2 separate regions of the Homo sapiens genome follow, and region 2 is linked to region 1. The links are chromatin loops, found by intact Hi-C in ENCODE. Cell type or tissue: HepG2. All regions are shown on one strand. Links, peaks and the distances in the headings refer to the core of each region. The heading gives the core; the rest is flanking DNA.

Region 1 (5,371 bases), core at 233-5,232:
TCTTCAGAATTAACAGCTGTGTCCTTGTCACTGTAAGCCAGGTCTCAAAGAGCCTGAACAAATGGTCACTGGGGGCAGCTTGAGTGTCGACTCTACTGCTGTTTTCTGTCTCCCACCCCAGCTGTGGAGGGGAACTGTGTGCCTCATCTCATCTCTGCCATTTGCTATCTGAGAGGCTGTATTTCCACGTGCATAACAGATCCTGCTCAAGAATGCAGGTCAAGGCTGGGCGTGGTGGCTCACGCCTGTAATCCCAGCCCTTTGGGAGGCTGAGGCTGGTGGATCACCTGAGGTCAGGAGTTCAAGACCGGCCTGGCCTACATGGTGAAACCCCATCTCTACTAAAAATACAAAAATTAGCCGGGCGTGGTGGCGCACACCTGTAATCCCAGCTATTTGGGAGGCTGAGGCAGGAGAACCGCTTGAACCTGGGAGGCAGAGGTTGCAGTAAGCTGAGATCACGCCATGGCATTCCAGCCTGGGTGACACAGCCAGACTCTGTCTCAAAAAAAAAAAAAAAAAAAAAAAAAAAAGAATGCAGTGCAGGTCAACACAGAATTTCCAAGCAAGGAGACTGAGCTCTGCTAACGGGTTAGCATCCCAGTGGCAAGGGTTGCAGGCTTAGGTGGGGACAAGCTAACGGGGGAAGGAAGGGGAACACCTGAGCATGCAACTGAACCCCAAACCAACACCTGGCTAGGGTTCTGTCAGCTGGCAGGCCCGTGCTCAGGGTTAATGGGGCGCCCAGATTTCCGGCATGAGACAGGTGTTTGTTTGCAGAGGCTAACGCATACAGAATGCCTCCGTCCACTGTCGGTCTGTCGGCCCACCAGACAGGGTCTACATAGGAACTCCTCTAAGGCAAAGGTCTCGATCACAGAGGTGGCCAACAGGTGACAATCTGCCCAAATGCATACCAGCGGGTCTCCTCCCCAAGTTGCTCCACAAGCATAAAGTTTGGCTGGGGAAAAAAGCTTTTTTAATTTCTGCATCTGACAATGTGATCACTCCCTGGTATTCCCCTCTTCAGAGATATGACCATGGGTGTGGATGAGAGCGGAGGAGCATCTTCATTCTGTCTTCCTAATATTTACACGGGAAAAGAAGATGCCTGTAGATATTTTCTAACAGTTTCATTTTCTGTCTTTGTGACCCTGTATCTATGACAGGAAAAGCCAACAGCTCGAGATAACACGTCTCACCATTTTTTGCTTGTGGCCCAAGGCAGAATACAACAGCCACGGTTCCCTCAGGCCTAGCGGTTTCATCCCAAATGCTGTGGAAGGTCCCTCACCTTAATCAGACCGTTTCTTCATTTTTTTTTTTTTTTTTTTTTTTTTTTTTTGGCGACAAAGTCTCGCCCTATCGCCCAGGCTGGAGTGCAATGGCACGATCTCGGCTCACTGCAAACTCCACCTCCTGGGTTCGAACGATTCTCCTGCCTCAGCTTCCCAAGTGGCTGGGACTAAAGGCGCCTGCGACCACACCCAGCCAATTTTTGCATTTTCAGTAGAGACAGGGTTTCACCATGTTGGTCAGGCTGGTCTCAAACTCCTGACCTCCTGATCTGCCCACCTCGGTCTCCCAAAGTGCTGGGATTACAGGCATGAGCCACCACGCCCGGCCCATTTCTCCATATCTTTAATAACTGTCCCTCACACTTTTTTTTTTTTTTTTGAGACAGGGTCTCATTCTTGTCGCCCAGGCTGGAGTGCAATGGTGCAATCTTGGCTCACTGCAACCTCCGTCTCCCAGGTTCAAGCAATTCTCCTGCCTCAGCATCCCGAGTAGCTGGGATTACAGGTACCTGCCACCACACCTGGTTAATTTTTGTATTTTTAGTAAATATGGGGTTTCACCACGTTGGCCAGGCTGGTCTCAAACTCCTGACCTCAGGTGATCCGCCTACCTCGGCCTCCCAAAGTGTTGAGATTACAGGCATGAGCCACCATGCCTGGCCCCTCACTTTTTAGATTATTTCCAAAATCCTAGCAGTATGCTAAAAATTCCTGCAACCTTCTCCCAGTGACTGGCCACCCTAGATAAGATTTCTCACACTCGTACACCCCATCTGCTGTATCCCCTTCCTGCTTTATGTTTGTTCACAAAACACTTTTTCTATTTTACTTATTTATGGTTTGACTCCCCTGTTGTCCCCTCTATTAGATCTCCCCTATTTGAAGGCCTGGTTTTTGTTTCTTAGAGACAGGGTCTCACTCTGTCGCCCAGGCTGGAATGCAGTGGTGCAATCACGGCTCTCTGCAACCTCGACCTCGTGGGCTCCAGCGATCCTCCTATATTATTGACTTAAAAATTCTTGTCCCCTATTACAAGAGCAGGAATTGTTGTCTGTTTTGTTTACGGCTGTATTGCCAGAACCCAGAACCGTGCCTGGCACGGAGTAAATGATTTGCTGAATGAGTAAGCAAGCCAGGGGTTCCGGGCCTCTGTACTCTGCAAGTCCATCCTGCATTCTCCATTCATACCATAGCAACTTCAAAGGCCCCTCACCCATTCCTGACTCCACATTGTCGCCAAGTCACTTCCAGAAACTTAAAATGCCATTTCCCATTCACATGGTCAAGCCCTTCCCCTCCTGCCAGTCGTTTGTTTAAATCTGGCTTGCAGTCCCATCAAGCTGCTCTTCCTAATGCCACTCAGATCCCATCACCTCCATCACTGCTACTGTAACTTTGGATTGGGCCACCATCACCCCTACCTGGGATTTACTCGACACCTCATTAATCTCTTTCCAACCCACACTCACTAGCTCTGAAAGAGTGAACTTTCTAAAACTGCAAGTCAGATCACCTAAGCCCCCTGTTGAGTGGTTCCCTGACACCTATGGGGTCAAATGCAAACTCCTTCCCACGCTACCCATGGCCTTCCTTGTCCTGATGAACAACTAACAATCGTCCGCCCCCACAGAGAAGCACAGGGCCCAGCCATACCCACCTCTCCGCTCTGCCCTGGTGCTCTTCTGTCCACCTGGAGAGCCACAGCCTGATCTCAGGACCCAGCTCCAGCAGGAGCCCCCTCTAAAGCGCTCCCCACTCCCGAACATACTCCACAACATTTTTAACTGTGAGCTCACGGAGGTTGGGAACTATTAACGCAGGTCAGACGCGCCCCAAAGTGGGGCCGAGCCCAAGAGGGTTCTTGGCTTTGCCCAGGAAATAATTCAAGGGTGAGCCGGTGGCAGGAAAGAAAACACCTTTATTGAAGAGGCAGGCAGTGTTATACGGCTCCATGACTGCTCCTGCAGAGCTGGGCTTTCCCAAAGGCGGAAAGTAGCAGCTCAGGGCAGTTTTGCAATCATACTTATACCTACTTTTTTTTTTTTTTTTTTTTTTTTTTGAGACGCAGTCTCGCCTAGGCTGTCGCCCAGGCTGGAGTGCAGTGGACATGATCACAGCTCACTGCAACCTCCACCTCCTGGGTTCAAGCGATTCTTCTGCCTCAGCCTCCCGAGCACCTGGGATTACAGGCGCACACCACCACACCAGGCTAATTTTTGTATTTTTAGTAGAGACGGGGTTTCACTATATTGGCCACACTGGTCTCCAACTCATGACCACAGGTGATCCACCCGCCTTGGCCTCCCAAAGTGCTGGGATTACAGGCATGAGCCACTGCGCCCAGCCTTACCTTATACCTACTTTTAATTTCCTGTAGAGTAAAGGTAGGCTTAGGCAGACACTTCTAGGAAAAGGGTGGTGGCTTTTGGGTTGTCAGGTCACGGCCATGGAAAGAGGCAGTAACTCCGGGTGTGGCCATGGCGACAGTAAACTAACAAGGCACACTGGTGGGCGTGCCTTGCAGAACGCTGCTTCTGCCCCATCCCTGTATCAGCTAGTCCTCAATTCGGTCTGGCATCTGAACCCCGCCTCTGGAGTCGAGTCCCACCTCCTACCTCACGATCACGGATCCTGCTCCACGATCACGGATCCTGCTCCACATCCACAGTGCCAGGTGCACAGTCAGTGCCAGGGGCACGACACAGATTTCAGAGTGAAGGAATGTGCAGAAATCATGAAACTACCCTTCTGCAAAGCCTGTTCGGATAAATTTGAATGAGAGGAGCTTCCTTCTGTGCTCCCAGGCTAGTTCTAGAAGCCCCTTCTCATTCTATGGATGCCCATTCCTGCAGGGCCGCTACTGGCTGCTTTTTAACCCTGGGATCAGAAAAGGGGGTAAGAGGGAAAGGCTAATACACCCAGTATTGGGGTTTTTTTTGTTTTTGTTGTTGTTGTTTTTTAAGACAGAGTTGCTCTGTCGCCCAGGCTGGTGTGCAGTGGCGCAGCCTCGGCTCACTACAACCTTCTCTTCCCGGGTTCAAACAATTCTCCTGCCTCAGCCTCCCGTAATACCCAATATTGTATAGAGAAAACATCTGCCACCAGCCCAAAGGCAGAGGCTAAAATCGATCTTACATGTAGATAAGCTTAACTATGTGTGTGAAAGGGTCTTCTACAAACTGTGCTGTCATCTCAATTTAGCTTTGTAAGGACAGTTTCCAAAAGGGCCAGGAAGTTGTGTAGACATACTCTATTCCTGGAGTCCTATCCACAAAGGTTTGTAAAATGAGCTCAAGAAAACAAAATCGTGGTCTCAGAGAAAGAGCTAAAGGAAAGAATATCACTTTTAAAAAATCAGCAGCTAAGCTAAGCCTTCTATCTTCCCTACTCCCTACAGTACTAAAACTTTTATAAATATACAATGTACACAAATGTCAAGAAAAGTTAATTTACCAAATTTACACTATTTGAGGTTTAAAAAAAAAAAAACACAAACTCACTCTAGCATTTTTTTTTTTTGGCTCTGTGTCTGAGACCCCTGATCTACAAACTTAAAAATAAAACTACTCATAAATTCACAAAATAGGTATTCAATGACTTGGCAATTTCCAAACATATTTAATAATTACACCCTCTTCATTTTTGAAATTCGAGTAATACAGCATACAAAGTACAGCTTACAAAACGTTCTCATTGTCCTCTGGGCCAACATATTTAATTTAACGTACTGCCGCCCAGCTCCACCGTCCCACAGTCTCCAAGGACAGAGCTCACAACACCTGGGCCCTAAAAATGCCAAGGTGGCAAGCAGGGGGTTACACCCACAGCCCCGTCCACTGACACCTTCAGACTCAAGAGCGAGTGCCACCGCCCTAAACGGAAAGACACTCATCACGGCAGCATCTTTCAAGTGAACAGAAAGTGTAGTTTCTGACCTTGTTAACATAGTCCTTAAAGTGCTCTAGGTTAGGGGAATTCTCGGGTGAAAATAGTTTTCGTCTACATCCATAAAATCTTCAACAGCAAAGTTAGTAAAATAAAGAAAAATCAGAAGAAAGATGATGTTCCCTTGC
Region 2 (5,371 bases), core at 204-5,203, 150 kb before region 1:
TAAGTAAAGGGAGTTTAGGGCATTATATGGCACACAGTAGTCGCTTGACAAATACTGGCTGGATGTTACTTATCTGTTGGAAATAATTCAACTAACATATTTGTGTACTGAAACGTTTTTTAAGCAGCTCTTCAAATATATTTAGATAACTCACACATTAAATTCTAAAATATAATTTTGATTAAAAATGCATGTATCAACGCTGGGCACAGTGGCTCATGGCTGTAATCCTAGCACTCTGTGAGGCCAAGGCAGGTGGATCACCTGAAGTCAGGAGTTCGAGACCAGCCTGGCCAACATGGTGAAACCCTATCTCTATTAAAAATCCAAAATTTAGCTAGGCGTGGTGGCGCATGCCTGTAATCCCAGCTACTCAGGAGGCTGAGGCAGGAGAATTGTTTGAACCCAGGAGGTGGAGGTTGTGGTGAGCTGAGATCGTGCCACTGCACTCTAGCCTGGGCAACAGAGTGAGACTCTGTCTCAAAAAAAATAAATAAATAAAATAAAAACGCATGTAACAATGAGTAGCATTAACATGCCAAATCAGGTTTCCAGCGGAGAGTCCAGAAACGCTAGGAAACCTCATCTGCAGAGAGTTGGAATGAAAAGTCATCTCTCCTCTGGTTACCGTGGATCAGGGGCACTCTATTTGCATTCGTGGACTCCTGAAATTATATATAAAATCAAAAGATTTGGCCGGGCACGGTGGCTCACTTCTGTAATCCCAGCACTTAGGGAGGCTGAGGCAAGTGGATCACCTGAGGTCTGGAGTTTGAGACCAGCCTGGCCAACGTGGTGAAACTCTGTCTCTACTAAAAATACAAAAGTTAGCCAGGCATGGTGGCACGAGCACCTGTAATCCCAGCTACTCAGGTAACTGAGGCAGAAGAATCACTTGAACCTGGGAGGCGGAGGTTGCAGTGAGCTGAGATCGCACCACTGCACTCCAGCCTGGGCGAGAGAGCCAGACTCTGTCTCAAAAAAACCAAGCAACGAAACAACAACAACAAAAAATCAAAAGTTGTTTTTATGTGCATTTTTTCTGGACAAAGTAACCATAACCTTCATCAAACTATCAAAGCCTTTGCGAGCCAAACCTGTCCCCACCCCGGAAAAAAAACAATGAAGAATCCCCGCTGTTGACTGAGACTCTAACAGGCACGCGGATTACTTAACTCACATCTCCTTCAGACTTTCAGGGCCAGCAGGGATACGAGAATTCCCTAAGCTTAAATTACTCTAATATTCATTAACAACTCTTTAGAGTCATGATATTTAAAAAAACAATTTTTAAAAAGGAACTGTATAAAAATAGACACTTGGGAAGATTTTAAATGTACATGTCCATTGCGTGCAAGTGTGTACTTTTTCTTAATCGCTTCCTCTTGGCTTTCTCCGGTTAGTTTCACTTTCCCAGTACGCGGGATCTATTCCAGGTGGCCACAGCCATAGATTCCCACAGTGGGGGAAAAGCAACCATGTGAACAAGATTTCAGATGAAAGAGAAACCACAAATGATCAGTTCTGGGGCTGATTGCAAAAATTAGAGGCTGCCTTTCTTGGCTGTTTGAGAAATCCTCTAAGTCACTGGGTGCCCTTTCTAGTAGAAAGACCCACGTTCTGGCTGGGCGCGGTGGCTCATGCCTGTAATCCCAGCACTTTGGGAGGCTGAGGAGGACGGATCACTTGAACCCAGGAGTTCGAGAACAGCCTGGCCAACATGGCAAGACCCCGTCTCTGCAAAAAAATACAAAAATTAGCTGGGCATGGTGTTGCGCACCTGTAGTCCCAGCTACTCAGGAGGCTGAGGTGGGAGGATCACCTGAGTCAGGGCAGGTCAAGGCTGCAGTGAGCCCTGATGGTCACTGCACTCCAGCCTGGGTGACAAAATGAGACCCTGTCTCCAAAAAAAAAAAAACCGAACAAAACCTCCATTCTTACAAGACCCTCAAGGCAGCAAGGACGGGTTATTCCCTAAGCTGGAAAGGTGACCAGGGAGGCCTGCAGTGGCGACTCGGGAGGAGAGTGACCTCATCAAACAGCAACCTCATTGGCCCCGGGCTCCAGCAGAGAATCAGCTGGAGGCTGCACCCCCGCAAGTCCATGAGCAACCACCAGAAGCCATGAATTCAGCTCCCTTTGTGGAGTCTACAAAAGAATCTTTGTGCCCTGAAGTTGGTCATAAATACTTAACTTACCAGGCCGGGCACAGTGGCTCATGCCTGTAATCCCAGCACTTCGGGAGGCTGAGGCGCACGGATCACTTGAGGCCAGGAGTTCGAGACCAGTCTGGCCAACATGGTGAAACCCTGTCTCTACTAAAAATATGAAAATTACCCGGGTGTGGTGGTATATGCCTGTAATCCCAGCTGCTAGGGAGGCTGAGGCACGAGAATTGATTGAACCCAGGAGGCAGAGGTTGCAGTGAGCTGAGATCGCACCACGGCACTCCAGCCTGGGTGACAGAGTGAGACTCTGTCTAAATAAATAAAAATTAAAAAAAAAATAACTCATCAGGAAAACCCCTACAGGGGAAGGGGCTCTAACCCCTGGAAGATCCATAGTTTGGCCTCAGATGCGGGAGTGTGGTGAACTCCCAAGAAGTGTAGAAAATGGCATGTGTGTTTTTCTGGGAAGAGGCTCTATGACTTTAAACAGATTCTGAAGGGGCTTTGTGACTTCCTCAAAACACCTGGGACCCCAGTGATCTGTGTACCTGCAATCACTCTTTCCTTTTCAGAAAACCTACTTTTTCCCCCTCAATTCCTTCTCTAAGGATGTTGCAGAAAACTATTTAGGAGGCCTGACAGGGAAAATCTCACAAGCAAAACTTGTCCTGCAACCTTACTTTTATTGTTTAAAAAATTCTGTGTAAAAATAAATACTTTTCAACTCAAGTTAACTGGAGCAAATAGATCCAATTAAAAAAATAACATAAACACAAACAGGGTTTTCTACTTGCCCTGTTTCTGAAGTCATGACGTGAAAGAAAGGCAAACCCACCCAGGTGAGCCACAGATCGCAGAAAACACGAGCTGTCCAAGGAAGACCGCCCTCCTCTCTGAAGCAGTGCTCATCTTTTCAATAAGAAAACACCAGGCATCATATATTTAAATTTTAGAATATTTTAATGTCCATTTCTTCAGTGAATGCATTTTGAAATTATTAGAATTAACAATTTAAAAAGAGCAGATAAAAGGATATATGGAAAATGCAAACAGTCGGTTCTTGCTAATTCAATTTCAGATTCTAGGCATGATGTGATTTTCCAAACAACCAATTAAAAAAAACTCCTTACCTCGAAAATCTAGAAATTCAAATGCAGACGTGTCTTTGGAAACTACAAATGATTACAGCCCATGTGACAGGAAGCACGCGGCCTTCGGCTCTCCGGATCGTGTGCAAATGTGCAGGGGGAGCCCCCGCGGGTGACGTCAGTGTGGATGAAGTCACGGGTGTGGCAGAGCCTGTGGGGCTCTCAAGCTATTCGAGGGTTTTGTAACTGATGCTCTACATTTGTTTGCATTGGATAAAATTGTGTGTGCTTGTTTACCATATATATATATATATATATATATATATATATATATATATATATATGGATATATAATTCGATCTGAGCTGGGACTGAGAAGAAAATAGCAATTGCAACTCAAAGCAACTATTTACACACATTCAATGCTGAAGTATTGCTTCCTGCCCTAAGTTCCTAAGAGGTATTGCCACCCTGAAGCACGACCCATGCCGTCAGCAGCCCTCGTGCCAGCTGCTTAGAAACTCGTGTCTCCAGCACGATGTGCTCGCTGCCAACAGACAAGAGATGCACGGCGTTTCCGCTGCAGAGATTCTGTGGTTCTGCACTGAGGTATGCATCGGAGCAGGGGACGGGGAGGACCCGAGGGGCTTCGTGGCCCAGAGAGAACGTCTGCACTGGCTGTTTAGGAAGGCTCAGGGTGTTTGAAAGACAACGTTAAGCTCTGGGTGAGTCTGCACGGGGCTGAACCAGACTCCACTTTGCAGCTCCTTGGTTTCCCGGGGTGAGGAATCACAAACACCTTTGTGGTTGGGGAAGGAAATGGGCTTGATGGGGAAGAAGTGTGTGCGGAGAACTTTGCGGAGCATGTTCTGAGCGAGACAGCAAGGTCGTGAGCAAACGCCCAGCCCCTCAAAGCTACACAGCCTGGAGGGGAAAGGGGAGGGGAGGACATTCAAATATACACCTTAATACTGATGCAGAAAGAGCTTCATGTGACCACAATCCCCACGAACAAGGAAAGCATCAGGTAGTGTTTTTTAAGGAAAAAAAAAAATCTGCGGTGTTTTATAATACATTCTTTAGAAGCAAGAGGTATTGTCACAACCACCCTTTCTTCGGTATTGGAAGACCAGCAAACTGACAGTCACACCTGACAGGAAACCTTACAGCTAATGGGGGGAGGTGCCCTGGACTCTCAGGACGCCGGGACCCTGGCTCTGGCTGTCCTGATGGGTGGCCATCCCAGGCACCGCCCCTGGAGAGGTGGCGGGTCAGAATTGTGACTTCTTCATGCCGGGGAGGGCAATCTGTATGTCTCTGGGGAGGAGTAGTGATGATGGGGACTGATGCGGTGTGAAAACGAGACAGTGAGATTTGACAGCGGAAAGCAAAATGCACAGGGACAACGGGCAAGACTGACAAGGAGTGCACCCTGGGCCTCATCAGCGTCCCGGGGTCCCCTGAAAGACTGGCTACAACTCCGACCGGACAACTCGGGCGAGCTCACTTCCACACAAACTTCAGACTCAATATGGCAAAACATAATCAGACAGGACCAGCAGCCAACTGCCCGGACGGAGCTCCCCCACACCACCCTCGGGATTCCGCCCCTAACAAACCCCGCGTTTGCATCCAGATGCCTCTGTCCCTAGATACGGTGTGAGAACTCCATTTCAGAGCTGGAATTTGCTCCCCAGATTAAATCCTGCCACTGATAGGCCCTGTGCCATCTGAGAGCGGGAGGCAGCCAAGAAACTTCTGGAATTTGTGGAAGCCAAGATGGCACCGGTGCTGCCGGCACAGACCCCCGTGGTTCTGAGCTGGACCCCGGCAGGGAGGAGCCCCCGTGGGTGGCAGGGGCAGCTGGTGGGCTTCTCCTATTCCCCTAGCCTCAGAATTGCACTGGCCATGCTTTGAGGTCCCACTCAGACCCCTCTTGGGGTGGGGAGGTTGGGGGCGGCCCCAGGTGGCCAAAACACAAAAGAGACATCTGGTTACCTTCCTGGGAACTGCCCTCCCCTGTGGCTATGACCCCCCACCCTGAGGACCCAGCACCCCTCCCGGGAGCGCACATGCTTCCGGGTAAATAAATAAATAAATAAATGCAACCTCGGA

Evidence for each region. A loop is a pair of places that touch in the nucleus more often than their neighbours do. Peaks named below come from ENCODE experiments on the same cell type or tissue, not always from the same donor. Only the 100,000 strongest peaks of a DNase experiment are listed, where the experiment ranks them.
Region 2: it touches region 1 in a loop (2.5-fold over the local background); 7 of 110 quality-filtered maps call a loop at or near these places.

Annotation. Positions count from the first base shown.
Region 1 is chr16:4,107,046-4,112,416 of GRCh38, forward strand. The region is part of intron 2 of ADCY9 (adenylate cyclase 9); the gene reads right to left. Among named protein-coding and RNA genes, the nearest start is that of ADCY9, 6.7 kb to the right of the region's middle. RefSeq lists an enhancer at 1,397-1,896. In HepG2, for the core only: no CTCF peak of the experiment used is centred there; DNase peaks (open chromatin) are centred at 2,426 and 3,786; H3K4me3 peaks cover 2,259 bases.
Region 2 is chr16:3,959,544-3,964,914 of GRCh38, forward strand. ADCY9 (adenylate cyclase 9) reads right to left here. Exons shown (of 11, transcript NM_001116.4): 11 at 3,110-5,371. Among named protein-coding and RNA genes, the nearest start is that of TRIDDENT, 12 kb to the left of the region's middle. RefSeq lists an enhancer at 2,001-2,500. In HepG2, for the core only: no CTCF peak of the experiment used is centred there; DNase peaks (open chromatin) are centred at 1,418 and 2,098; H3K4me3 peaks cover 1,538 bases.